2 separate regions of the Mus musculus genome follow, and region 2 is linked to region 1. Evidence: chromatin contacts called from ENCODE Hi-C data. All regions are on one chromosome and are shown on one strand. Each heading gives the region's core, a stretch centred on a gene start or an enhancer-like site at or near the end of the contact. The rest is flanking DNA. Distances are from core to core; before and after follow the strand shown.

Evidence for each region. A loop is a pair of places that touch in the nucleus more often than their neighbours do.
Region 2: a map of regulatory T cell shows a loop between it and region 1 (45-fold over the local background). The contact joins the enhancer-like site here to the promoter of Plekhg1 in region 1. A Hi-C loop is called at or near these places in 5 of 37 maps with a recorded cell type or tissue (T-helper 1 cell, T-helper 17 cell, T-helper 2 cell and 1 more).

Annotation. Positions count from the first base shown.
Region 1 is chr10:3,738,931-3,741,630 of GRCm38, reverse strand. It overlaps Plekhg1 (pleckstrin homology domain containing, family G (with RhoGef domain) member 1), which reads right to left and starts at 1,254. Exons shown (of 17, transcript NM_001159942.1): 1 at 1,091-1,254. The region is part of intron 1 of Gm30164 (a long non-coding RNA gene); the gene reads left to right.
Region 2 is chr10:40,326,981-40,329,680 of GRCm38, reverse strand. No RefSeq gene overlaps it. Among named protein-coding and RNA genes, the nearest start is that of Cdk19, 21 kb to the left of the region's middle. Within about 2 kb of position 1,325, at least 1 of the 3 ENCODE cell types and tissues checked has a DNase peak (open chromatin) inside an H3K27ac peak, as active enhancers do.

The DNA of each region.
Region 1 (2,700 bases), core at 5-2,504:
AAACATCAGTTTAACAACAACAACAAAAACCAAAACTCATCTATTCTTTGAAAGTATGCGAACTCCAGAAACTGAGAATTCAAACAGGCTGACCACAGGTTTTAACGCAATCTAAGCCTGGAATTCAATTAAACGTTAAATCTGACCCAGACTTAAGGCATCCTACTGGTTTTGTATCCAATGTGTATTCAGTTTGTATCCAGAGTGCCCCTAATCCCCAAAACAACCCTCCCGAGGTGACTGGGTTTCCTGAGAAGATAAAATCGCTGTCAAAATAGGTGCAGTAAGCTCTGGCCACCTGAAGGTGGTACAAAGAGAGCGCCAAGAGCCGCCAGAGCTTAATGAAATTCCAGGGTTGCACACACAGTCAGCTTTACACATACCAACTTCATACAACACATCCAAGCAATCAGCTACATCATTGTTTCTCAGGAACATTGTGAAACTGAGGAAGCCAACCACCCTCTCCTCACTGGGCGTCCTGGACTGTAGAGCTCTGAGACTCCATGGGGGACACAAAGAGGGGGTCTGCTCTAGCAGTCACCCCGGGGCCTGCTGCCCGCCCCCCAACAACCTTTTCCTCTGGCCAACAGTCCACACAGTCGTAGCCAGCTAGGTATTACCGTGTGTCCGGGTGACGGATGGGGCACAGCTTCTAGACTCCCGGGTCACTCCTATAAAGCGCTGACTTGCTGATTTGGGGGCGCCCACGCGAGTTTCTGCCCCACGCAGGACTGCTCCTAGCTGGAGCACACAGCACTCCCCGCCATCGCGCCCGCACCGCTGTTGGGGTGTTGTCCAGACTGTCCTATTTGGGGATAGTTCCGCTTGACTTGGGGGCGCGGGTGGCACACGGCGCGCTTGAGCAAACTTCGCGGAGCTGCAAACTGCAACCCGGGTGGCTGCAGCAAGGGGCGGGAGCGCCGGGCTAGCAGGTCCTGCCTGAGTCGACCCCATCAGTCGACTGCCAACGACCCCATCAGTCCCCTCCCAGGAGCAGCGCTCAGAGACACCCCCCGCCCCGCCCCCCCCCCCCCCCCCCCCCCCCCCCCCCGCCCAGGGCCAGGCACTGCGATCCCGCTCTTCCCACCTGCAGATTCGGGGCGCGTGGCCGAGGTCCCCGGCTTCCCTTGTCTGGTCCCTGGAATAGTCTCGGCGGAGCTTACGGGAGAGGGGCGGCTCCCGAGCGCTGGCTCCGCGGTGCGCTGCGCTCCAGCGCCGGCTCCGGCGGCCCCGAGCCCTGCAGCTCGCCTGGCTCCACTTCCTCTTTCCCACTCTGCTCCCGGCGTGTCCCGCCCCGCCCCGCTCCTCGGTCCGCTGCAGCGGGTTGCGGTCCCCGCCCGCCTCCACGGGGCCCTGCGGGAGGAAAGAGGCAGAGAGGAGGAGGCAGCTCAGAAAGAGATTAAGCTTGCTCTCTGGAGCTTTGCCAAAGACAGCAGTCAAATTACAGCCTCTGGGGGGAAAGTTTTTGTCTCTTTTCTTTTTTCTTTTCTTTTCTTTTCTTTTCTTTTCTTTTCTTTTCTTTTCTTTTCTCTTCTCTTCTCTTCTCTTCTCTTCTCTTCTCTTCTCTTCTTTTTTCTCTTCTCTTCTCTTCTCTTCTCTTCTCTTCTCTTCTCTTTCCTTTTCTTCTCTTTTCTCCTTTTCTTCTCTTTCCGTTTTCCTTTCCCTCTTTTTCTTTTTGTTTTTCTTTTCTCTCTTCTCTCTTCTTTAAAAAAAAAAAAAAACTCCCTGCTACTGTGTTAACAGCCACATCGCTTTCTTTTTTCTTCTCTTCTCTGGGCTGTTGGGGTACAGCTAAGCCTTGGACATGGCCACTTCCCAGAGTGTTCTGAAATCGGATCCAACACCGTTTCTTTGCATCCAAACTCGAATTTCACACTGTAGCTTATGATGTCACAACACTAGGAAATGGGAGAAGGGTGCTTACTGGGTTCAGGCATCAGCACCCCCACCACCCCAGTGAACATACTGGATGACCTTTGATTAGAGAAAGCAAAAGTGGAAAAGGAGGCAGAGACCTTTGCGACAGCCAGATGTTTAAAGGCACCCATAAGGTAGGACAATAAAAAATAGGACCTCTATCACAGGTGCCTTTTTGGTGACATTCTTGGTAGCACTTGGCACCTTTCAAACAGGTGTGTCAGATATGCCTGTGTTTCACCAGGCGTAGTAAGACACAGCCACGCACTCTGCTTGATTCTAAGAACTTCATCTCCCTGTAGTACACCACATATTATAAAGTTTTATGGTACTGGGTGAGAGGGTTTTTTGTTTTTTGCTTGTTTTGCTTTTTTAATAAACAAACAATTCACCTTTCAATGTGTCCACATTCTGAGTAGCATAATGAACTCTGGCCGTCCTGCCTGCTTCCCCCTGGTATGCAAGTCATTCTTTTGTCCAACATATAGTTACTACTGCTGTGATGAAACACCATAACTAAAAGCCAAGAGGGCAGGGAAACCCTTGGCTTTCACGTCCACATCACTATTCAACATTGGAGGAAGTCAAGGCAGGAACTCAAGCGGGGCAGAAACCTGGAGTCACCTGCTAATGCAGAGGCCATGGAGGACTGCTTACTAGCTTGCTCAATCTGCTTTCTTACAGCACCCAGGACCACCAGGCCAGGAGTGACCCTCCCATGATGGGCTAGGCCCTCCTGCATGGATCACTAATGAAGAAAATGCCCTACAGGCTTGCCTA
Region 2 (2,700 bases), core at 76-2,575, about 37 Mb before region 1:
AGTTATAAGATTCTTTGTTATTGTTGTTATTGTTGTTTGAGACTGGGGAATTAGACCCCAAATTTCACACTAAGCTAAGCATATGTGCTCCCACTGAACAACTCCTGGAGTCCTAGTAAAGTTTTTTAAATTAAGGGGTAACTTAGTTAGCATTTCTATTGCTATGATGAAAGACTACAAAAATGCTAGTTGCAGAGGAAAGGGGTTTTTCACACTTCAGCAGTATTCTTCATTCACTGAAGAGGTCAGGACAGGAACTCAAACAGGGAAGGAACTGGAGGCAGGAGTTGATGCAGAGGCCATGGAGGGGTGTTGCTTACTGACTTGCTTCAACTGGTTTGCTCAGCCTTTCTTATAGAACCTAGGACTACCAGTCCAGGGATGACACCAACCAAAATGGGCAGGACCCTCCCCCATCAATCAGTAATTAAGAAAATGCCTTACACCCAGATCTTCTAGAGACAATTAAAAAAAATTCTTTATTTTATGAGCATTGGTGTTTTGTCTGCTTGTATGTCTGTGTGAGGGATTCAGATCCTGGAGCTACAGACAGATATCAGTCACCATGTGGGTGCTGGGAATTGAACTTGGGTCCTCTGAAAGAGCAACCAGTGCTGTTAACCATTGAGCCATCTCCCCAGCGCCTGAGGCATTTTTTAATTGAAGTTCCCTCCTCTCAGATAGTGTCAAGCTGACGTGAGACCAGCCAGCACACATGGTGACTATAACTTCACCAGAACCTCTTGCAGAACCAGGACTAAGTGGGACCACACCACAAGTATGGCTGCAAAGGATCTCTTGCTCCATCTTCCTTCGGTTCCTTTCTCAAAGCCTTGAAGACAGAATGGGACACTCACTGGCTTAGCTGATCTCCCTAGTGTGGTCACATCCGTCTGCTCTCTGACTTTACCACTGCTTACACATCTTATGTTGGGTTAAGTGATAGATTCTAGCCTCTGAAAACTTCTGAAGTCAGGACTTTGCCCAAAACCTCCAATAATAACAAGTTGGCTTTTGAACAAGTTTGTCTTTGGTGTGTGTGTGTATGTGTGTGTGTGTGTGTTTTCATTTGTTTGCTTGCTTGCTTGCTTGTCTTTAGAAACAGAGTCTTATGTGAATTTATTACGTAGCTCAAGACCTTACACTCAGGATCCTCCTGTCCCAGTCCTAACTGCTGGCAACACAGGCATGCCTACCTTTGTGCCTTGTAAATGAGATCTGATTGGACGATGGGGCATGGGCGTGGTCAGTGATCAGGGTTGCAGGGTAAGGACCTGTAAGGGAGTTCAGAGGACAAGCACGACTCTGTGTGTATACTAAGAAACTGGTCTGGCAACCATGTAAGCAAACCCTTGCCCGGGCCTCAGTTTGGGCCCAGGGTCCAGCTACAGTGACTCATCAGAAAGAGGCTGGTTTATTTAGAGTCAGCACTGGCTGGACAGTGGGAAACCAGCCTGCCGTTCATCTGCAGAACCCAGGCCAAGGCATGAGGACAAACATTATCTCTCTGGCTTCAGTGTCTGGACAGGAACTGCCAGTTCCCAGTAATAACTGAACGCTCTCACTAAGTTATGATAAGATAAAAAGCACACACATCGCAGTAAAGCTTAAGAGAAAGTTGTTAAGGTTAGAGGCTGTGCTTTGGGAAACTGCTTCAGCACTGCACGGCGAATGTTCACAGGCAGGAGCAAAAACTGAATTTGAAGATTGTAAAGAGAGAGCTCAGTGGTTAGAGTGCTTCAGATTCTCCCAGGTTGCTACGTCCACTCCAGTGAAGTTTGCTTGGCAGGCGGAGAGGCCTGGGAGCACTCATGAGGCAAAGAGTTTCACAGAAACTCACCTCCTGGAACTTTGATGTTCTCATAACCTGTATACTCATACCCTATCCCCAAGCTAGTCTAGTGTATGGATGCACGTGCTCTCTTTCAGTATTATTTTATTATAAGTGCCTTTTAAGATTGAATTCTGACATAGCTAAGCCTTCGCCAGTGTTCCAACGTCCCAGAAAATCCTTAAAGCTGACAAACTTGGAATTCAATAGGAATTCAGTGAGGTTACCTATTCAGTAACATTCAAATTTACTTCTAGTAGAGACTGTGAAACTAATTAGGCATTACAAAGAACAGAGCCAGAATAGCTCAGGGCTGGTCTGCAGAGTGTTTACTTGAGATAATATCCAGTCTTACCCAGACCAGGGACTTCACAATGGCCTAGTGAACAAACAGGTGGGTTCACCATATGTAAATAGTCATCTTATAATAAAATATATTAAAGGGACTGAAATGGACCTCATTAGTACAGCACCTGCCTAGTAAAGGTAGTAAAAGATCGCTGTAAAATTAGTCAATGAATAGAGGGATTTATGATATACAAAAAGTAAATTCAGATTGGATACACAGTCTCATTTGGGAGAAGTAACTACTGTTAACTCTTAAGTGTGGATCATCCAATTTTTTTCAAAATGTATGTCTTGGAGCTGCTATTGCTGGGATGGAATGCCATGACCAAAGCAACTTGGGGAGGAGAGGGTAATTCAGCTTATACTTCAGCATCAGTGAAAAAGTCAGGAAAGGAACTCAAACAGGGCAGGAACCTGGATGAAGAAACCAGGGGGCTTATTGGCTTGTTCCTCATGGCTGCTTGTCTGTTTTTTCTATCTGCCTGTCTCCTCTCAGATAGCCTGTTTTCACTCTGTGTCAT